Regions from separate parts of the Homo sapiens genome. Here region 2 is linked to region 1. A link is a loop called in an ENCODE intact Hi-C map of the cell type or tissue named here. Cell type or tissue: chondrocyte. All regions are shown on one strand. Each heading gives the region's core, and the rest is flanking DNA. Links, peaks and the distances in the headings are about the cores only. Region 1 overlaps GPC5 (glypican 5). Region 2 holds the start of GPC5 (glypican 5).

Region 1 (5,384 bases), core at 93-5,092:
AATCCAACACCAATACCTGCACTATCTCTGAAATCTGCAAGTCAGATATCTCACATTATGGTCATTATTTCCTACCATTCCAGCTAACTTACTCCATTATTTTTACTTTTATTCAGTTATTGACATGATATTCACAAAATAGATCTATGGTTTAGGAAACTGTTTGCAATGCAATTTTAATTGAAAAAGAAGAATATAAAATTGTCATGTAAAAATTCATTGGAAAAAGACAGCTAATATAAAAAGGGGTGATGGACTTATGGGTGTTTTTGCCAATTTTAGAATAAAATATATTCTACTCCTTTATTTCTAATTCCAAAATCACTTTATCTTATGGAAATGTTCAATGTACTTACTCTTCTCCCTCATTTTTTTTTTCTCTTATTTCTCTCTTTACTAAATCTCCATTTAGATGATCTAGTACCTTCAAAGCAGGTGAATACAATTCTAATCAGCCTTGGATAAAGCTATAAAGAAAGGCATGTCAAATTCAGGTTATATGTTTAAACTGCATGTCTCCCTGACACTTCCACACTATGGAAAATGTTGTCTCACTTGTTTTGCAATAGAAGTATTTTGGATCAAATTATATGAAACGAGGTCTCTACATTAAAAATATAATCATGTGGTAATGGCTACTGTCCCCCCAAAAAACAAAACAAAACAGAATCTCACTAGATTCCATCCCTTCTCTAGGCTTTGTCCCATAAATCTGCCTTCCTTCTCCAAAATTCCGTGAATGATTTGTGTATTTCTTATTTATCTTTATCTCTTGCACCCCCACTGATCACTGTGCTTTCTTACCTGACTCTGTGCTGAAACTACACTTTCCACGAATCACTGATAGTGTTCTTCTGATTAGAGCCAATGATGAATTTTAGTCTTCATTTTACTTGCATTTTCAGTAGCTTTTGAAACATTTAATCATTTAATCTTTAAAAACAACAATAAATGCTTTCTGCATTTGTAGTTTGAGATAACTCACTCTTCTGAGATTGCCTTACTTCTCCTTGAGCTTCATCTCAGAATCATTTTCAACTTCCTTTGGTCTCCACATCTAAATGTTGGAATGCCCAAGAATCAGTCTTCAGCACTGTCTTTCCCCTATGCTCATCCAACTGCCTGCTGTTGAAAACCACATTTTTGTACCTTGCCTGATCTCTCCCTTGAGCTTTCAGTTCAGGTAACTAACAGCATATTGGACAGCTCCTCTTGGATGAGTGATTGTCATAGGAAGCCAAATATGTCCAAGAGAGACTTAATTTCTTCCCAAATCTCTTCCTTTAGTCTTCTCTATCTCATTTAATGATACCTTCATGTGCCCAGTCGCTTCAGACAAAAGATACCAGAGATTCATGAATCTGTCTTTCTTTCACTTGCTATGTTTAATCCACCCCTCAAGTTCTGCTGTCTCCTCCTTCAATAAATAGATCCAGATAGATAGACAGATAGATCCAGATAGATAGATCTTCCAACTGGATCTCAGTCCTCATAGACCACCCTTAGCAAAGGCAACATCATCTCTCCCCTGAAACACACTCAAAACTTCATAGCTGGATTCACTATTTTTATCTTGTCCATTTTCTTTCTTCCTTCCTTCCCTTTCTTTCTTTCTTTCTTTCTTTCTTTCTTTCTTTCTTTCTTTCTTTCTTTCTTTCTTTCTTTCTTTCTTTCTTTTTTTGGGTGGGGGGACTGAGTTTCACTCTTGTTGCCCAGGCTGGAATGCAATGGTGCAATCTCAGCTCACTGCAGCTTCCACCTTCCAGGGTCAAGCAATTCTCCTGTCTCAGCCCCTTGAGTAGCTGGACTTACAGGTGCCTGCCACCATGCCTGGCTAATTTTTGTGTTTTTAGTAGAGATAGGGTTTCACCGTGTTGGCCAGGCTGGTGTCGAACTCCTGACCTCATGCGATCTGCCTGCCTCAGCCTCCCAAAGTGTTGTGATTACAGGCGTGAGCCACCGTGCCCAGCCTCTTGTCCATTTTCTTATGCCCTGTGCATACATCTCTCCAAATGACAGCCAGTGTGATATTTTTTTTGAAACATAAAAGAGATCATGTTACTGCCATGCTCAAAATTCTCCAGTTACTTCAGAGCCCACTTAGAACACAAATTTAGCCCTTGGCAGAGCATGTGGGAAACTACCCGATGATCTGGCCAGTCTGCCTCTTGCCTCATCCCCCTAGGCTCCCCAGTACTATGTGGCATTTTTCAGTTTCAGTGGCCTTTCTTTCTCTTCTATTTTAGAGTTGTTCTCTCTGCATATAAAGTTTTTCCCTGTGATCTTCCCATGGCTGTTTGTTAACATTATTCAGAACATAACCTAAATACTACTTTCCAAACAAGTAGAAAATAGTATTTAAACCAATTGACCACCTGGCTGGAGCACCCCACCCCCACTCTACCCCATTCCACTACCAATGATGCATTCTTAACTAAATAACATTCATCAAGACTTAAAGTTGTCTATTTAATGTCATAATTTTAGTTTTCTCACTGGAATATAAGCTCCTAGAGAGAAGGTTCCTTGCTCTATTCCCATCTACTACAATAATGTCCTACCAATAATGAGGGCTCAGTGTATTGATTGACATTGTCATCTGCAGCTAAACAAGAACAAAAATTGATTTGGCTTTCAGTCTTTGAACTTCTTAAACAAAGGCATCTTTAAAACTGGAAATCAGGAAGGAAAGAAAAAGAGAGAAAGAGAAAAAGGGGAAATAATTGAAATCCTTGGTCAATTCTCAGTATCTCTATTCCTGACTTTGAGAGAGCTCAGTCTGGACAAATTAGTCTACAATTATGGGTTGGTTTTCCATTTCTTATTTAACGACATTGGCCCTGCAGCCTCAGCCTGGTGGTTTTCCATAAAAGACTAGATTTTTCTGAAGATTTCTCATATCTAAGCACTTGTCACTTGGGCTTACAAGTTGGATTTTCCTTTAAGAGCCTGAACTAAATGCTTTAAATGGACCCATACAGTAAGTTTAATTAATAATTATGAATAGGAATGAAATGCAGAAGCGCCCTCTGGTGGTTTAATATATAGGAATGCAAAAATAGCAACGTGGAATCAAGATTCTTTTCACAGTGGGGCCAATAGGAGATTATTAAAACGTGCTTCTGCTTCTCCCTGTCTTTCCCTTCCTCTGCCTCTTCCTCCTTATTCTTTTCCTTAATTCAAAATATAATATGAGTTAGAATGGGAAAATTTATGACAATATCTAGCAGAAATCCATGTGGAGAAGCAACTTGTGGAAAACTGAAAGGATCCATGCCTCCAAGTAAACACTTTAAACAGAAGACCTTCTTTACTCTTTGCTAACCATAGCATAAACATACCTCTAATTCTTGCCAAGCAGAGATAGTATGTGTTTCCTCTCTTACTTAACCTTAACATTACTTTATTTGGTTTTCCCCAAGAACTGGGCACCTTGTACAAATTTGGAATTTTCCTTATGGGTAGCTTGTTTAAAGGCAGTGCTTTATGGAGTCTTAATAATTTATAACTTCCTATAAATATTCCTTGTTGCAATACTAGAATGTACTAGTGTTTTAAAAGTGGTATTATGGTTATAACTTTTATATGTTTTCCGTACCTGGCTTATGGAATTATTTGTACCTTGAATGTAGCATATCTACTATTTGGATGGCAGTTGTTTCATAGTTTTAGGGCATAATATTTTGTAATCACTTATTTTTATTTATTTTTTTTTCATTTCTATTGATACAAACGTAGCAACATAGTAAAAGCTCTTCTCCTCCTCCTTTTTTGTGGGGTGGGGACAGTATATTATACGAGTTCTCTTTCTCCTGCATCTGAAAGATTTTCCTTCTGCCATTTACATTTTATATACATTTTATGATTTCATCTATTTGCATGGGTTTAACTATTGGCTCTATGCATGCAATTCTATTCATTAACTTGGTTTTGATCTCCAATCTATTATTTAGAGCTGTCTTTTAGAAATTACCTCACAATTAAAGCTCAAAATGAGAATTAATCTCTCCCTCCAAAAAAAAAACAGGTACACCATAAACTAAATTTGTTCTACCTTCTAACTTCCATATATCAGTGTCTGGCTCTTTAATCATCCCGATTACTAGGTTTAAAACCACCAAGAGCTTTAACTTCTTCATTCTTACCTTATATAGGGAGTCAACCCCTAGTCAAATACCATTCACTGCACTCATAAAGGAACTTTCCCTTTTCCTCTCTGATTTCACTGGTTCTGAGTTTATTCCAATATTCTCTTACCTCACCTATTGGAATAGTCCCTTTGTTGATTGCAATGACTATAGCAGATCTTTCTAAAACAGGGCTTTGATAATTCTGTTCCCTTGCCCATTAGTTATTAATATAGTACAATAGTCTGAAAAATAAAATCCAAATCTAATGTATCTGGGACATTACCTCTGCCCCCATAGTGACCTGGCCCAACTTACTACCTTCCTAAATTTGTTCTCATTGAAATAAAACTAAAATCGTGGACTTTCTCTCTGTGTTGAAGAATTAGCTTCTCCAACACTGAGAAGAACAGATTTGTGGGAACAGATTTTACCCCTAAAATCAGCCAGCAATTTTAGAAACTAGTTCTCAGAATCATAAGGGAACTGAACATGAGAAAATAAACTCAAATTTGTTGTTATAACAGAAAAAATTACCAATAGCATAGTTCCTCTGGACAGTTTAAAATTAGCTTTTAATATAATGATATGAGTTATTTAATATAATGGAGCACAGCACATGTGTCCACAAACTACTTTGTTTCTTATTTTATTTATGTATCATTATTATTATCAAGGATACATGCAGACTCATGCCTTATGTAATCTATTAACCGCCTCTCTGTTAACACCAAGCATCCCAGATGTGGCCTGAAGCAAAGCAATCAGTTACCCTGACATCCAAGGGACTGTGAAGTGAGCCTGTGCCTCCTCCTCTAACCCAGTGTGCTTAATAATCACTCGAACTACCTCCTTTTTTTTTTCAATTTGTAATTTCCTTTTCAATTTGTAATATTCTAAACATTTTTGCTTTTCAACTTGTATTATTATTAATAAACATTAAGGAAGTACCATTGCAAAAGAAATGGAGACTATGGGGTAGGCACGGTGTCTCATGCCTGTAATTCCAGCATTTTGGGAGGCTGAGGTGGGAGGATCACTTGAGGCCAGGGGTTTGAGACCAGCCCTGGCAACATAGTGAGATCCCATCTCTACAAAAAAATAAAAGGATAAAAAATAAGCCAGGCATGGTGGCATGCGCCTATAGTCCAGCTACTCTGTAAGGCCAAGGTGGGAGGATTGCTTGAGCCAGGGAGGTCAAGGCTGCAGTGAGTCATGATCATGGCACTGCACTCCAGCCTGGGCGACAGAGTGAGA
Region 2 (5,384 bases), core at 116-5,115, 320 kb before region 1:
TTCTCCTATCCAAGGGTATTGGTATTTTGAAAGCAAAGCGCAATGCCTATTATATAAAAGACATTCAATACATTTTTTAAATACATTTTGTAAAATAAGGCATTATAACTATCAAATTATGGACAGTTTTCCCTAGCTTCATTTGTAATGTTTACCAGTAAATTGAATAAAAGGCTAGTTATGGTATAATTTGCAGAGGTTGCTCTAGAATGTTCTTATAAAAGGGATCGTGGCATTGTGTTCTGGGTGGAACTAGAAAACTTGTCTTGAAGCTTGGTAGCTTCAGTAGCAGGCATACTGTTGCCTTGCGTGGTGGGCTTAGGGATGCTAATAGGACAAGATGCCCTTCCAGGCCACATGCTGGCTCATCCACTTTGCTAGCAGTTATGGATAAGAGGTAGAAGGAAAATATATTTATTTTTTGTTAATGGGGATATTTTATACAGACTAAATATATTCTTGTTAGTTCCTATGGCATTTCTATAAATGACCTCCCACCTGTTTTGTTAACTTATAAAATCACTGAGAAAACTTGCTTGTGTGTCTCTTTAAACTCCTGTTAAGCCTAGAATAGCGGTTAAAAAAATTGTATGTTTTCAACCAATATGTATTAGTCAATTAGCTTTTACTGAACCATCAATACTCAGTTGTGTTTATGATTTTTATCCTTGCAAGACACACCGTTTTAGAGATTCCAGTTAATGGGATAGATGGTAATTTAAGGATCTTTTTGATGCTAAGAGTCTAAGATGATCAAATCTATCAAGGAGAGATCTTGGTAACAATAAAGATGTTTTAGAAAAACTTGGGAATTTATTAGCCTTATATAGAGATACACATAATTCCAGTAGAATACAGTTATATAGATAGAAATTATGCATATTTACTAGTAAAAAATCTGCTAAATGAATAAACAGCCCTTGGTGTTGCTGCCCAAAGGCCTTTGGTGAAACCTGATGGGTTTTTCTGTACCACAGAATAGTCAAGGAGAGCCTCTGGAGAAGAGCATGCGGTCTGGATTTGGAAGCCTCAGTTTGATTTCTGGCTTTGTCACTTACCTTAGGCATTCAGTAAGTCACTTCACCTCTGTGTTCCTGTTTCCTCATCTGTAAAACAATGATAATAGTAGTAACTACTTTATAAGGTTGTTATAAAGATTACATGAGTGAATTCATTTCCATAAAATACTTAGAATATTATCTGGCCCATAAGCACTATATACATTCTCATGGTTTTTCTTGTTTCTTTTCATAGATATAGGTGGCTTCCAGACAATCTTTCCATACTTGGTGGTTAGAGCAGAAGAGATTCATGAAGAGCACTGCCCTTTGAAACAAAATCTCATATTCAGAAAACTGATGCCAAACACCAAGTAGCATGATTTCACTCTGAAGCAGTGTTTCAGCCATTGCCCTGGAATGGTTTTAAAGCAAGTGATATACTGCTGAAAGTGCTGCCTTTGATATTAAATGTTCATTAAAAATCTTCACTAAGACATAAAGTTTTTCACTACTATCTCTTGGTAAGGGTTCAAATTTGAGATGAAATTCCTTAAAGTGGTTAAAGCATTCATTGTCCCCTCTGCCTGATGCTTTTAACTAGTTTATTTTACAGAAGGAGTACTCTCTTCAAGTGGCTGTAGATTGAGACACTCTTACAGGCTTAGTTGTTGAGTCAACCACATTTAAAAAATGCACCTGCCCTTTGGTTTATGGTGCGTAATGCATTCCTCTCATAAACTGTAAATTGACAAAATTCCTTTGCCATTTTAAAATTGCTTAAAGTATTTATTTTTCTATATTCCTTGTAAGGAACTCCCCTGAGCACTCTTAACTTAATTGCTCTCTGAAAAATATTTTAAAGAAATTCCAGAAGTGGTAAAGCTCAGAGGAGCCCCACAAATACAAAGTGCTGAAGTAAAATATGATGCTAAATGGTGATAAGAGACTTAAAACTAGATTTCATTGTGATAAGAATGTGATAAAGTTTGATTGTAATTCTTATACCTCCTTTCAGAAAATCATGTTATAGAAAAATGTTCCTAAGCAGTAAAACAAAGCCATTTTAAAAAATAACTTCTCATGTGCACTCTTTAACAACCTAAGTGTTATGAAGTCTCTCAATTGAGATCTTTAACCGTAAATAGTTTTTGCCTTTTGTATTATGTCCAGATCCTATTTAATGCAATTAGAATACAAATTCCTATGTACTGAGGACCTTGATTACATAGATGAGATATTTCTTAGTTCCAGTTGGTGTTTCTCATCTCTTGTCTTCTCTGACCCTATTTATACATTCTCTGTTTTTATCAGATGATTCTTCCCCAGAACGGACTGGGAGAGCGAGGTCCGGGTTTCCTTCTATTTATTTGCATCGATGTCGCTCCGAGTCTTCAGCACTGGGCCGCGTATGACAGCATCTTAGTGGGTGCGGAGCGGGACAGCGCGCCGGGGGCGTGGCAGGGGCGTGGCCTGTCCGCGGGGCGGGGAGTGCGGGGCGGGGCTTCCGCGGAGCGCAGCGAGCGGGCACATCCCAGGTTAGCTGCTGCGAGCCGAGCCGGGCGGCGGAGGCGGCGGCGGCGGCGGCAGTGGCGGCAGTGGCGGCAGTGGCGGCAGCGGCAGCAGTTGCAGCAGTGGTGGCCAGAGCGGATGCTTGCGGGCTCCCTGCGGCTCCACTAGTTTTCTTCGCCCCGCCCAGCCGCCCACTCTTCTCGGCTAGGGAAGAAGACCAGAGGGTGCTCAGCTGGAAAACTCTGGTGTCTCAGCTTAGGGCCTCCTCCGGGAAGAGCTAACTGCTCCCAGGTGAAGCCGGTGCCCGCGGGCGGTCCGTACACCCCGCAGCCGGCTCGCACCGCTCGAGAGCCTCGGCCGCTGTGTCTTCCACGTCTGCAGCTCAGCCAGGGCGCGCAGGGCGAGTGGGGTCCACTGGCGGGTAAAGGGGACCAGGACGGCGAGGATGGACGCACAGACCTGGCCCGTGGGCTTTCGCTGCCTCCTCCTTCTGGCCCTGGTTGGGTCCGCCCGCAGCGAGGGCGTGCAGACCTGCGAAGAAGTTCGGAAACTTTTCCAGTGGCGGCTGCTGGGAGCTGTCAGGGGGCTGCCGGATTCGCCGCGGGCAGGTAAGGGGCAATGAGGGGGTCTCTGGACTGGCGGCGTCCGAGCCCGGCCTTCGCTCCCCCAGGCTCCCTTGGTGGCACTCGTGGGAAGATGACCTTTCGGGCCCTGCAGCCGCGCAGGGTGAATCCCGGGGAGGCTTCCGGGGATGCTTGGTGCGGGTAGCCTGAGTGCAGCGCAGCGCAGCTCTGGGGACCCCTAACCAAGCCTGCGACGAATCCCCGTTCTGGGCATCTGCTTCCCGCCCGGCTCCCTTCGTCTTGGAGGATGAGTTGGAAGGAACCAGGAAAGCAGACATCAGGGCGTGGGGGACACGCAGTCTAACTCCGTTTCTCTTCCGAGTAGGAATTTCCCCAGTGCCCCACCGGGGATTTCGGTTTACTGCTTTCTCATAAGGTGGAGGGAATTGAATTGATCGCCCCAAGTTTGGTACTAAAAATCACAAACCTGCGATATACCCCTTTGCTGGAGAATGGGGCACAGACAAGGGCAGCCGGTCTCCTCTGTAATTAGGACTTGGACCCTGTGCACCCAGAGACGTGACCCTTAGCTGCCCTTCTGTGCCCTCGTATCAAGCCCTGCTTGGAGGAAACCCAACCACCCAGTGTGTCTCCCAGCACCAAGGTAGTTTTTAGCCTGAAAAGTGTTAGGGCAACAGGCGATCAAACCGAACGTACTGGGGAGTCACTTGACATGGATGAGATGTACCAGCGTTCCAAAGGGAAAGATACAGTTTGTGTGGCCAGCGTGGATCTTGCTTCCTGTGAGCGCCTTTTGCCTGTGCTTTCGAACCCTGCTCCCCGTTTCCACCGCACCAATTTCCTTCTGCTGGTGGGAGTTCCAGTGTAGGTTCTGTCTGGAAGAATAGGTCATAGCTGTCAAACGCAATAGCAGGTGTCTAGAGCTAAGTAAGATCTCACTAGAGCCATGCACCCCTTTAGCTGTGACTATGAAGCCAACACAGACGAATCTGTGAGGTTACTGGTTGAACAAAGAACTTGTGGAGGACGCTTAAGTCTAAAGTCCCGAGTTTCCAGGGTTGGGGGACTTGCTTGTAGCAATGAGGAAGTGTGAGCTGTAGCCGCTTTTCTTGATTGCTTTGCTCAATTTTAAGTCATCCCAGAAAGAAAATCTAGGCATTCGGGAACACTGACTCCATTTGAGTTTACATGACCAGTCTTAAACCCAGCTATTTCTTTGTATACCTGTTTGGTACTAGGTGCTTTTTCTGTATTACTTGAAACAAAGTTGACATTCTCAGTTTAGGGCGATTCTTCTATCCCCAAATAAAATATCGCCTTATAGATCTGTATTTTTCTTAGTGCATTCTTTTCATTAGGAAATAAATCTCACTTTATTGGCTGCTGATAAAACTAAAGTGAGTTTGTGCGTGTGGGTGGTGAGGGTGTTATGATGTGAGATCTTTACCTGAATTATTAGATTTTTAGTCCCCAAATATGGTAACTTTGCCTGCTATGTTCACCGAATGTTGATGGCCAGCCCCTTCTCCCCAGTAAGGCCCTGATTTCACTCCACTCTGGTATCTCAGTATTTCTGGTATCTGCTGAATGCAACACATTGATTGGGTGTTCATCTCTTTTAAAGATGAACTTTCCAGAGTATCAGTCACTGAGACAGTGTCTTACCAGGATGTCAGGGAAAACTAAAGCTCTGTCCTAAGGAGAGGGAAATGACTGTAATTATTTGCATTTGATACACATGACACACAAAAAAGTTCCATGACGACAAGGAATCTTTCTTTTCTAAGTCACTCTGGATTGTTTCCCCATTGCTAGTAGATTTTTTAAATCTGTGGCTGAAGGTGATGGAGGAATCACGGGAGCACTCACAGAAGAGGCTTAGAGACATCAGTGGTACTGGTGAAAAGAAATGCTAAGTTCCTTTAATATTTTCACTAAGAAAAAGTCACACAAAAGTGCTATGCTGATTTAGATCCACCCCCCAAAAAAGGCATTCATATAGGAATTTGATATAATTCTGAAGTTTTGTGTCTGTATTGTTGGTCATTCTTTTACAAATAATTCAGCAAAATATTAAACTTTTTTAAACACTGATTCCTCTCATCTCTCTAAAAAAAAAAACCCCTCAATCCCAAATTGAGTAAACCAAACATACCACATGCTTAATAAATAATTTTCTTTCTTTTTGTATTTATATATGATCTACAACATTTAACATGATTGAATATGGTAATTGACTATCATATTTTCTAAGATTATCCTCAATCTCAAGAGAGAACATAATTTAGTC

What was found. A loop is a pair of places that touch in the nucleus more often than their neighbours do. Peaks named below come from ENCODE experiments on the same cell type or tissue, not always from the same donor. Only the 100,000 strongest peaks of a DNase experiment are listed, where the experiment ranks them.
Region 2: it touches region 1 in a loop (2.9-fold over the local background); 40 of 110 quality-filtered maps call a loop at or near these places.

The regions. Positions count from the first base shown.
Region 1 is chr13:91,719,464-91,724,847 of GRCh38, forward strand. The region is part of intron 3 of GPC5 (glypican 5); the gene reads left to right. Among named protein-coding and RNA genes, the nearest start is that of GPC5, 320 kb to the left of the region's middle. In chondrocyte, for the core only: CTCF peaks have their summits at 3,008 (motif pointing left) and 3,210; no DNase peak of the experiment used is centred there.
Region 2 is chr13:91,396,092-91,401,475 of GRCh38, forward strand. It overlaps GPC5 (glypican 5), which reads left to right and starts at 2,530. Exons shown (of 8, transcript NM_004466.6): 1 at 2,530-3,118. The coding sequence starts at 2,956. LOC124903189 (a long non-coding RNA gene) reads left to right here and starts at 786. Exons shown (of 2, transcript XR_007063831.1): 1 at 786-1,070; 2 at 1,255-1,497. RefSeq lists silencers at 2,344-2,638, 2,345-2,614. In chondrocyte, for the core only: no CTCF peak of the experiment used is centred there; DNase peaks (open chromatin) are centred at 2,593 and 3,110.